Linked DNA regions of Homo sapiens: region 2 is linked to region 1. A link is a contact called in ENCODE POLR2A ChIA-PET data. All regions are on one chromosome and are shown on one strand. Each heading gives the region's core, a stretch centred on a gene start or an enhancer-like site at or near the end of the contact. The rest is flanking DNA. Distances are from core to core; before and after follow the strand shown.

Region 1 (7,780 bases), core at 1-2,500:
TGGGGCTTTGCTGTGGAGGCAGAGGGAGCATCTGATGGCCCCCGGGGCCGCGCTAGTCAAAGCGCTTCATTTCCATCATATGTGGTGCAAAATCTAACCCTCTTACCCTGCGTGAGGTTCATGTGACCGCTCCCGCTCACCTCCCAGCCTCATTGCCTCCCTGTTCCCCTCCTCCCTCCCCAGCCACTCTGGCCTTCTCCTCGTCCTTCAGCTCCTTCCAGAGTGTTCTTGCCCAGGGCCTTTGCACAAATCCCTTCCAGGACTTCCGATGGTTCTGTCCTCCCCTCACACAGGCCTCACCTCTTTTGCCCCCTCCACCTCTGGAGCGGCCACTCGCCCACCCTTCTGCCCTGACTTCTCTGTGGCTTCCCAAGGCTCTTCCTGGCACCTCGTAGGGTAAGTCCGACCCCAGGTGGCTGTGCTCTGAGGCCAGGGCCAGGACTCTTGTTCACAGTGCTATGCCTGACCCGGCGCCAGCCCTCAGGGGACCACAGCCGGCTGAACGCCAACTGGTTAGCTGCTTTTTCTATAGGACCTACCGAGCGTTTGACTCTAGAACCGGGGGTTGGTGCTTGGTGACAAGAGCTAGGCTGGCTTCCTACTAATTCTGCAGCCTCTGGCTTGCTAGCCTCCCGCCCACTAGGGTCCAGGTCACTTCCTCTAGGAGATTCTAAAACACTCTGGCACAGCCCACCAGCAGAGCCGGGCCTTGGGAGCGTGAGGGCACGGGGCCTGAGCCTACTGCATCCTCCCAGAAGCTGGCCTACAGGACGGAGGCTCAGGGTGGCCAGTTGGGCATGGGGTTCTGCTGGCCCAGAGTGCCAGGGGGACAGGAAGTCCCTGAGGGCTCCAGCTGCAGGAGGAGCATCTCAGGAGGAGCTGAGGCCGGAGCAGAGCGTCCTCCTGGTCCTGGCAGCCCTTGGCCCCTCAGCACCCCAGAGGGCCGGCCGCAGTGGATGCTGCTGAACCACCAGAAACTTAATCTATTATTACACAGAAACTTCTGTGCAGTCAGGGGTTTGAAGTCCCCAGAAGTGTTTGCCTGATTTGGGGCAGATAGCGGGGTGATTAATGCTCGTGATAAGGTGTTGATTGGTTCTGGGAGCCACTGCAGACACAGGGGCTGTTGTGCATGCAGGGCTGGCAACTGTAGTCACAGAACAATAGCCCGTTTATGTAGCACACTCCCACCCCCCGCCTGCCCCAGGCGGGCACAAAGGGCGCTCGGGCCAGGAACCCATGAGCTGGGCTCTCCCGGGGCCGAGGGTCCAGACCTGTTGCCGAGAAGCTGCTTAGCAAGGCCTAGGGGCAAGGGCTGGTCTGGCCTAGCTCTTTCTCCCTTGAGCCCCCTGCCACAGGGCTAAGGCCATGCTGCGGGCTCGAGTGACTGCCCTGGACGTGACAAATCTCTGTGCCTCGGTGCCCACACCTATACAATGGGGGTAATAAAGTCCCCACATTGTAGCACTGCCAGGTGGATTAAATGAAAGAAGATAGTGAAGTCCTTAAAGTGAGATGTGTTGGCATTTACTCCACAAATACTGAATGCCTGCTCCAGGTGCCAGGGACAGCAGTGACAATACAAAACTGATACGAAATTCCAAAGGGATGTCCACCAATGGGAGACGTATAAGGGCTCTGCATCCATGGATTCAACCAACTGTGGATGGAAAATGTTTGGAAAGAAAGTTGCATCTGTGCTGAACATCTGAACTTGTACAGGCTTTTTGTCTTGTCGTTATTCCCTAAACAATAGAGTGGGTCACGCAGCATTTGTGTTGTTAGGTATCGTAAGTGGTCTGGAGATGGGAGGATGTATGTGGCCTCCATGTCAGTATCACACCATTTCGTATCGGGGGCTTGAGTACCTGTGGATTTGGGTACCTGCGGGAGGTCCCCATGGGTGCTGAGGGACAGCTGCACTTTAGTATTTATCTACAGAGTGCTTGGAAGGGAAAACAAAGACAGGCAGGGCTGGTTTGGGGAAGGGGCCTGTTGTGGATGGGGTCGTGGAGGACCTTACAGTGTCCCCAAAGCGAGGTGAATCTCATGGTGTCAGGGCTAAGAGCATTGTGGAGAGAGGGTACAGCCACAGCAAAGGCCCTGAAGTGGGGATGGGCCCACAGGCTGGCAGGACAGCAAGGAGACCCATGTGCTGGGACCCCGAGAGCTAGGACACGTGAAGCCCTGGCTGGCCCCGAGTGCGGTGTGGTTGGCGCAGATGGCAACAGGGTCACTCTGGCTGCAGAGCCAAGAATGGACCACTGAGGGGCTGGGACAGACCTGGCAGACCAGGAGGGAGGCCACTGCACTAGTCCAGGCGGAGGATGGCAGCTGGACCAGGAGGGCGAGGAGGAAGTAGTAGATTCAGGACTGTTTTGAGAGGGACCATTTTAGCTTCTTACGGCTGCTGTAATGAATTCCCACAAACTTAGTGGCTTTAAGTGACACGTTTATTATCTAACAGCTCTGGAGGTCAGATGTCCGACATGGGCTACATTCAAGGAGCCAGCAGAGCTGGTTCCCACTGGAAGCTCAAAGGGAGGCCCCACCTCCCTTGGCTTGTGGCCTTTCCCCACGGCCCCCTTGTCTCTGCTTCTGTCCTGCGCTCTTCACAACCTCCCTTCCTCCCTCTTTCTCTTATGGGGAGTGCAGGGGTGATCTGGAGGAGCCGGTCAATAGCAGCGTGGTGGGGTCTGGCAGAGACAGACTGCAGGGGGCCTGGGAGGCCCCAGGAGGCAGGTGGACTTTGTCCCTAGGCATCCAGTGCAGAGGTGAGACCTGTATGGCCACAGAGTCTCCCTATCCAGGCCCCATTACCCTGGGGGAGGCGGATTATGGTATGAACTGCTGCAGGTGGTCCAAGAGGGGCTGCCCCTGGGAGACGCAGGGTTCTTCAGTAATGGTGGTTTCGAAGGGCAGAGGAGGGAAGAATGGAGGGATGGGGGACAGACGCTGGAGCCGTTTTGGTGGCAGGCCTCTGTGGCTGTGGCCAGAAGCAGGGCTGGGCACCAGGCCAGATGGACCAGAGGCTGCCCCCAGCTGAACCAACTACAGAAATGAGAGCCCCGGCCCAGCCTCCTCCCAGCCGCCGCTCTCTGGGAGCCCAGCTTTGCTCATAGAAAAGGAAGGCCCTTGTTGCCCTGCATTGGGAGCAAACACTTCCTTTGGCCTCACAGCTCAACCTTGGACCCAAAGGTCCTCAGGGACCTGGGGGAAAGAGAGGGCAGCCAGGCACCTCTGTTCACGGCAGGGGCTGCGTTGCCCAGCCTGGCAGAGGGAGGCAGCCCCTAGGTACAGTCCCCTGTGCCCACTCGAGGGGGTGCTGAATTCCTCAAGGCCTGAGTCAGACCTGGTGCAGCTTCATAAAGCCAAGGGTGGCAGGCGGAATCCAAGGGGCCTCACCGCCCATGCACCCCACTGTTGCATGGAGAGAACAATGCCCAAATGCCCTCGTCCCACAGTCGGCATGCCAGACCCCTCGGGAATTCAGGCCTTGGTGAGTCTGGCACATTCCGGCTGTGTGTCAGCGGGAGAGGCCTGGGAAAGGGAGCCAGCACTGCAGGCCGCCCACCACACGCCCACTCGGGCACCGGACACAGGGAAGGCGGACACCCAGGGCGGCCATCTCTCGGGACAGGAGGTGCGGCTCCAGGTTCTCACCCAGGAGAGGGCTTTCCTCCCATGTCAGAGTCCCCTTCGCTGCTTGAGGCAAGCCCTCCGGAACAGACCCATCTTTTGGGGGACCCTGTGGTCATGGAGATCAGGTTCCTAGAATCACCCCCAGCAGCGCACACAGGAGGGCCTGAGGCCCAGAGAAAGGCGCCTGAAGCAAGGGAGGGGAGGGCTGGTCCAGAGTCCCTGTCCCCTCTGCCAGCCACCCAGGAGGCTCCTATGGCCCCATCTCCCAGCTCTTCCGGGTGGAAGACAGTGGTGGGTAACTCACTCAGCTAGAGCGTCTGATCACACCACTGCAGCGGCTGCTCACAGCCTTCACCATCAGGACCACAATTCTGAGGGCCCTTTGGATGAAGCCATCTCACAGAGCTGTCTCCTGCAGAGAGGAGAGGAGAGGGAGGCCGCCTTGCCAGCAGGGGACCAGCGAGGTGTGGCCTGCAAGCCGTGGGCTCCTGTGTTCCTTCCTCCCCCTTCAGAGGAATGGGAGGAAACCAGGCTTGAGTTCCTGATTTTTGCCCTTTAGGGTTTTTAAATTGTGGGAGAGCCAGGAGTGCCTGCGTGGTGGCCTCTGTCGACTCCATTTGCTCTGAAGCGGGGCTGCGGCCAGGCAGTGCCTCTCAGCCTTCTGTTTGGTGGGTGAGGACGATGCTTGGTCTTGCCTCAGGAGCATTGCTGGCACCTCTCATGTGCTCCTGGGCCTCTCCCCAACCCTCACCTTGGCATCCCCCAATATCCAAACAATAGTCCACAAAACAAGCTGCCCCGTGGGCACTGCGAAGACCCTCGGGGCCAGAGCCACTCCCTCAGGGTGCTGAGGCCACCAGCTGGGGCCTCCTCTTTCCACACTATTCCTGACGCCTGGGCTGGGCAGGGGACTCCTGGCTTCGTTTCTTCCCTCGCCTTTGCTGGGCCATCTTTCAGACCTTGCCTGGTACCTTCTCTCCCCGTGCCAAGGCCTGGAGGTGATGTGGATGCAGCCGGGCAGTGAGGAGCGCAGGCGAATGTTACAGCAGGCGCGAGCGAAGGGGCCCGAGGCACCGGTGCTTCCGACGGGGCCCGAGGGCCGTCTGACCTTTCCGGCCACGGGGCAGCAGTTGCGTGAGCAGGAACAATCGCCCCAGTGTGCAAGGCACAAGCGGCCTTTTCTTCCTCACCGGGCCGGCGCACACAGCTCCCAGCCTGGCTTCCCTTGAACAAACATATTTATTGTGGCCGCCACCGAGGCCTCGCCTTGCAGCCGGAGCCTGGGGGCCTCTGTCCCACCCACTGGGGCCCAGGGAGGGGACCCCTGCCCTGGCGGTCTCCCCTGCCCCATGGGCCCCAGCCCCATCTTGCCTGAGGCAGGGGTGGCTCTGGTCCCACCCACCCTCTGGAGGCCCAGAAACTCGAGGCTCCTGCTGGGGGCTGGTGACCACCCACAGGCAGCAAGCCAGCCAGGGTCCTGGGAAGAGGGGGTCTGGGACACAGCCACACCTGAGCCCATCCTCCACCTGGAGCCAGCCCCTTACCTTCTGGAGCCTCAGTTTCCCCCTCTGTAAAATAGGAGGCATCACCCAGCCTTGCACGTCTCCAGTGTCCCTCAGAACGGCTCTGGCCCCGCAGCTGGGGTCTGAAGAGCAGAGCCCTGAGCTCTGAGATCCACTCCCACCCCCACCCCCACCCCCAGGCCTCTCTCTGCCTTCCCTAGTGCTCCTTTGTGTGTCCAGAGGGAAGGGGCATCCTCCATCAGCACTGACCCCACTCAGGCCTCTCAGCTGCACTCAACACAGGGGCTCCCCACACTCGCCCTCCTTCACTGCGACCCCGACCCTCACTTTCCCACAAACCCTCAGTCTCCTTTGCTCAGCTTCCTTCCAGACAGGCTGGCCCAGGCCCTCCCCACGGCTTGGCTTCCCTGGGCGGTGTCAGGCAGGGACAGCAGCCATAGGTGGTACCCCTAGTGAGGGGGACTCATTCTAGTTGCAAAGATACAGGTAGAGCATAGGGACCCCAAAGAGTAGCAGGGGACCCCCGAGGTTGCTGCTGGCAGCTCCTAGGGAGACAGTCGGGCACGGTGGGCACCTTGAGAGGAAGAACAGCCAGGCCTGGGCAGCCCTGGGGGAGGAGCCAGGCCAAGTGTGCTGCCCTCTTGGCCTCAGATCTGAAGCTATAGAGCCTCCTGGAGGGCAGAGGCAGTGGAGAGGGGTCTAGCGGGCAGGAGGGGGACTTCAGGCCTTCCACACACACACACACACACACACACACACACACACACACACTCTCTCACTCTCTCTCTCTCTCTCTCTCTCTCTCTCTCTCTCCCCCCCCACTTCAGGGCCTTCGCGCCCGCTGTTCCCCTGCCCTGCCAGGCGCACCACCCCCGAAACATGCACACGCTCTCCTCTTCCCTGCTTAATCCTCTTGAGTCTTCAGGCCTCAACCCACGCTTCCCCTGAACATCCTCCTCAGAGCAGTTGCGCGCTCTAAATCAGGACCACCTTGCGGTTCTCCCAGCCCCAGCCTTGCCTTTCTAGTGGTTCTGGCCTCTGATCACAGGCACAGTTTCAAGCTTGTCTAGCACTGGCAGGGGTGGTCCTGCTCCGGCCCCAGGGCCCGCAGGTGTGTGTGAGAGGTGCATGGTGGACGTCCAAAGAATAAACGAATGAACCATCCAAAGCACAGGCCAGAGGCAGATTGGGAGGGTCAGGTCCTAAGAGGCCTCAGGCCGGAGCCCAGCTGCAGAGCAGGGCAGGGGTGGCCAAAAGGCGCCTAGAAGGCTGGACTTTCCGTGAGGTGGCGGGGAGCACCAAGGGTAGAGGCAGGGGAGCAATGGATGGGTTGAATGAGGAAGCTTCACAGCCCCCCGGCCACCGCAGGTCGGGGGAGCACTGTCCCCGGGGCCCCGCAGCCAGCTGTGCTGGGCAAGGCAGGACGGGATCCTTGGTGATGGGCAGAATGTGGGGAGCAGGGTAGGACGGGCCCCTTGGCTGAGAGCCAGATGTGGGGAGCGGGGCTGTCGAGGCTGATCTCAGGATGCTTGCTGCGGCTGCTGGGTGGGGGATAACAGGGGTTTTCCGAGGCCCTGAAGGACTGGAGAGTAGGAGCAGGTCTCGGGGGTAGCTTCCTGAAGAGATGAGTCAGGTCCCAGGCACATTCAGTGCCAGCCAGGGAGGTGAGAGGTAATCCTGGAAGCTGCTATGTAGACAGAAGCGAGGGCAAGACCACCGCTCCTCCGCCATAAACCGTGTTGGATGGGCCTCCTGCCTCCTCCAGCCTCAGTTTCCCCCACTGTGAAATAGGGATGACCTCCTGTGCTGGGGCCTGGCTGTGGCTTCCCAGGCCCCGGCTGGGACCACCGCAGAGGTGATGTCTCCAGGAGGCTTCTGGGCCAGCAGCATGTTCCAGTGCGACACATGTGCCCCGGAGTGGCCGCGTGCCCAGCCGGCTGTGCACGCTGCCCCAGGCTGGTGGGGTAAGCGCCTCGGAGGGCACACTAACAAGAGGCACATGTGCCAGGGAAGCCCTGCCTTGTCATCACCTGTGCCGTGGCTGTCAGCGCGCATCTGGCTTACATTGAACTCCCCCATAAAACGTGTGAAACCTGACAGCAGCGCCGCAGCAGGACAGGGAGGGACTGTGTGTGAGAGCCAGGGAAGGGCTGCTCAGGGGGCTCTCCTTGATGGTGACCCCCTATGAGACGCCACTTGCCCTGAGGCCCTGGGGGACAGCCTGGCCCCTGGATGGCCAGAGATGCCTGGGGCCCTGGGGTGGGAGGTGGGGACAGGCTAATGGCAATTGAGGCCCTGCCCGGTGGAGGGTGGGCCATGGCCGCCCCCACCTCCCCTCCCGCAAGCTTCTCCCCTTCCTTCAGAGCCCAACCACTGCTTGCTCCTTCCCACCCCTCCTAGGCCAGGGATGCCTGAAGCCACACTCCACTGCATTCAGCCACCGTCCTGAAGTGCCCCTCACCCACCCATCCACACCCCGCAGGCATCCTAGGGCCTGGCCCACCACCCTCTCCCTCCTCACCATTTTCTGTTGAGCACACTTGAGGAGCACTTGGAGGAGCTGGGGGATGACATGAGTCCACTCCGCTGTCACCACCAAGACCACAGTGGGGCAG
Region 2 (2,500 bases), core at 1-2,500, 170 kb after region 1:
CCACCGGCACCCGTGCCCAAGCCCGCCCCTGCAAAGGCAGGTACTCGAGCACACTCCGGAGAGGGCGGCCTCTGAGCCCCGAACCCCGAACTCCGGCGCAGCGTCGCACCTCTGCCCAATGAGGTGCCCCTGACGTGCCTGCTGCGGCTGCCCTGCTCCCCCCAGCCTCCCTGCATCCCGGGATGGGGGAGGGCGCCAGGCGCAGCTCCCGGACCCTCAGGGGTCTCCCCGCCCTACCCCACCAGCCTGGGTTCGGTACCTCGGGGCTCAGATGTGCAGTCAGCTGTTAATGTGGCAAAATTTGGGGAAGTCCTCTGCAGCCGCAAAATCCAGTTCCCACCAGTTGGAGGCCGGGCGGGGAAGGGTGGGGACAGACAGCACTCCGCTGTGGGAGGTAAGGCAGAGCTACTGGGGAGCCTGGAAGGCTGAGCTATGTCTCCCCTACGCAAGACCATTCCAGAAGCCCCTTGGAGCTCTGGCTGCTGGCCACAGGGGAAGGTAGACCTTCCCTGAGAGCTGCACTGTGTTGGGGACAGGGCCACTGTGGGCCTACGGAGGGCCTCCAGGCACAGGGACCCACATCAGCCCTCTGGCCACAGAAGGCGCTGATGATTTGAGGTGGACTCAGCCACCACTCCGAGCCTCTGCCTCCCTCTAAAAGTGGGGCATGGCACATTCCTGTGTCAGGCAACCAGGCACTGAGCCTGGCCCACCTGCAGGGGTCGGGGGGAGCAGCTTGTCCCTGTCTCCCCTCCCCGGGAGGCTGTGTGCCTGGAGACCAGAGCTGTCAAAAGTGGAGGAGGGGGACCCCCTGATGTGTCCTCTAAGGTCCAGGTAGCAGGAGAGCTCCACTGGGGAGGGGGTCCTGCAGTGCTGTCCTCTCTTGCAGGCAAGGCCAGGCGGGTGCTGCCTGGGACCCAGTGACTCAGCACCCCTGCCCGGATCAACTGGACTTTTGCCCCCTGCTCCGCCAGCCTCCTGCTTGGATCTCTCCTGGGTCTCCCTGCTGCGCCTGTCCAGGATGCAGGGAGCTCGGGCTCCCAGGGACCAGGGCCGGTCCCCCGGCAGGATGAGCGCTCTAGGCCGGTCCTCGGTCATCTTGCTTACCTACGTGCTGGCCGCCACAGAACTTACCTGCCTCTTCATGCAGTTCTCCATCGTGCCAGTGAGTAACACACCCCAGCCCCTGCAGCCCCAGCCAGGGCTGAACCGCTGTTCCTCCTGCCCTCCATCTGGGCCGTCGCAGAGAGTGGGGGTGGGGGTTTCATGCTGCCAGGGCCCCTCCCAGTTGGGACTCATGCCACGCTTAAGCTGAGTAAGTTAAGGACTCTGCCTCTGGACCCCCGTCAGCACATCCTGTGCTCCAGCTTCAGTGCCAGCCCCGGGAGAAGCCATGGGGAGCCACCCCACTTCCCTCCTGGGGGCAGCACCTCCTCAAACCTTCCTAGCGCTGTTCCTCCTGCCTCTCACCCGGCAGCCTTTGCCCTCTGGAGTCCCTGCCCCAAGGGCTGTTCAATCCGGTGTGGCTCTGGGCGGATCACCCCTCAGAGAGGCTCTCCTTGCACCTGCCCGCAGCTTCTATCTCTCCCCTCCATCTTCTTGGGTCCTTGTTGTCCACTAAATGATCTGTGGCGGCAAATTGATCTCAAGCTTTTTCTTGCAAGAGATAGAATGCTGTCTTATTTTATTATCTCTGTTGCCAAATGCGGAAACATTTCATTGGCAAATTCATGTTAGTTTAGTGTATCATTCAGTAGTCTATACCACAGTGTGTGGCTCTGGAAGCTGTAATAGTAATGATTAAATTATATTCACCAAGTCTGGAGAGGCTTGGGAACAAAGTCTCACATCACCAAGAAGCTCAGGCAGAGTCAGGGCCAACCTCGGCCCTTCCTGTGTTTGCTTCTGGGAAGCCCGGCGTGCGTGGGCTCAGACAGCTGCCCTCCTCCTCTCAGCCCTCAGAGCCTGGACCTGGGCATCTAGGCGGGAGTGGGGATGGGCCTTTGGCACCATTCCGGGCCTGGCAGAGGCTCCCAGCCCGAGGGTGAGCCTAAGGATCCCTCCCCGCCGTGCCTCAGGCGCCCCGCCCACTCCTGCTAAATGGCTGGGGCCAAGCCCTGAATCTCCTCCCTACCCGTGGGGAAGGCTGGGCAGGAGCCTTGCTTTTCTCATCATAAAATGGGTAATAACAGTCCCTCCCTGTAGGATTGGTGCGGGGAAGAGTGAATGAGAAGTCAGAACCCTTCCCACAGCTGGGCACAGAGCACAGGTGGAGTGGCTTCAGCCACCCATCGACTCTCATGGGGAGTAACTCCGTGCTGAGTGCCCAGGAGCTGACCCTGATGTCAGAACCTGAAATATTGCAGAGTGTAAAAATCCTCAACAGCCCACTCCCTCGGAGCTGGGGGTCCACACGCACAGGGGCTGCAGTGGGAAGGGGGCGAGGTCTTCCTCATAGAGAAGGCAACCTTGGAGCAGGGCTGGAAGGAAGCAGGAGAGG

What was found. ChIA-PET counts read pairs that join two places held with the same protein, here RNA polymerase II (POLR2A).
Region 2: POLR2A ChIA-PET joins it to region 1 with 21 read pairs in HepG2. The contact joins the promoter of SLC67A1-AS here to the enhancer-like site in region 1. POLR2A ChIA-PET finds 5 or more read pairs at or near these places in 3 of 52 experiments (BJ, HepG2 and RWPE1).

What each region holds. Positions count from the first base shown.
Region 1 is chr11:2,727,880-2,735,659 of GRCh38, forward strand. All of the region lies in intron 11 of KCNQ1 (potassium voltage-gated channel subfamily Q member 1), which reads left to right. Among named protein-coding and RNA genes, the nearest start is that of KCNQ1OT1, 32 kb to the left of the region's middle. RefSeq lists enhancers at 3,869-4,038, 6,806-7,307. Within about 2 kb of position 1,251, at least 3 of the 41 ENCODE cell types and tissues checked have a DNase peak (open chromatin) inside an H3K27ac peak, as active enhancers do.
Region 2 is chr11:2,902,325-2,904,824 of GRCh38, forward strand. It overlaps SLC67A1-AS (SLC67A1 antisense RNA), which reads right to left and starts at 1,251. Exons shown (of 3, transcript NR_169305.1): 1 at 1,135-1,251; 2 at 260-385. SLC67A1 (solute carrier family 67 member 1) reads left to right here. Exons shown (of 11, transcript NM_002555.6): 1 at 1-40; 2 at 890-1,165. The coding sequence starts at 1,022. RefSeq lists a silencer at 86-215 and an enhancer at 1,141-1,642.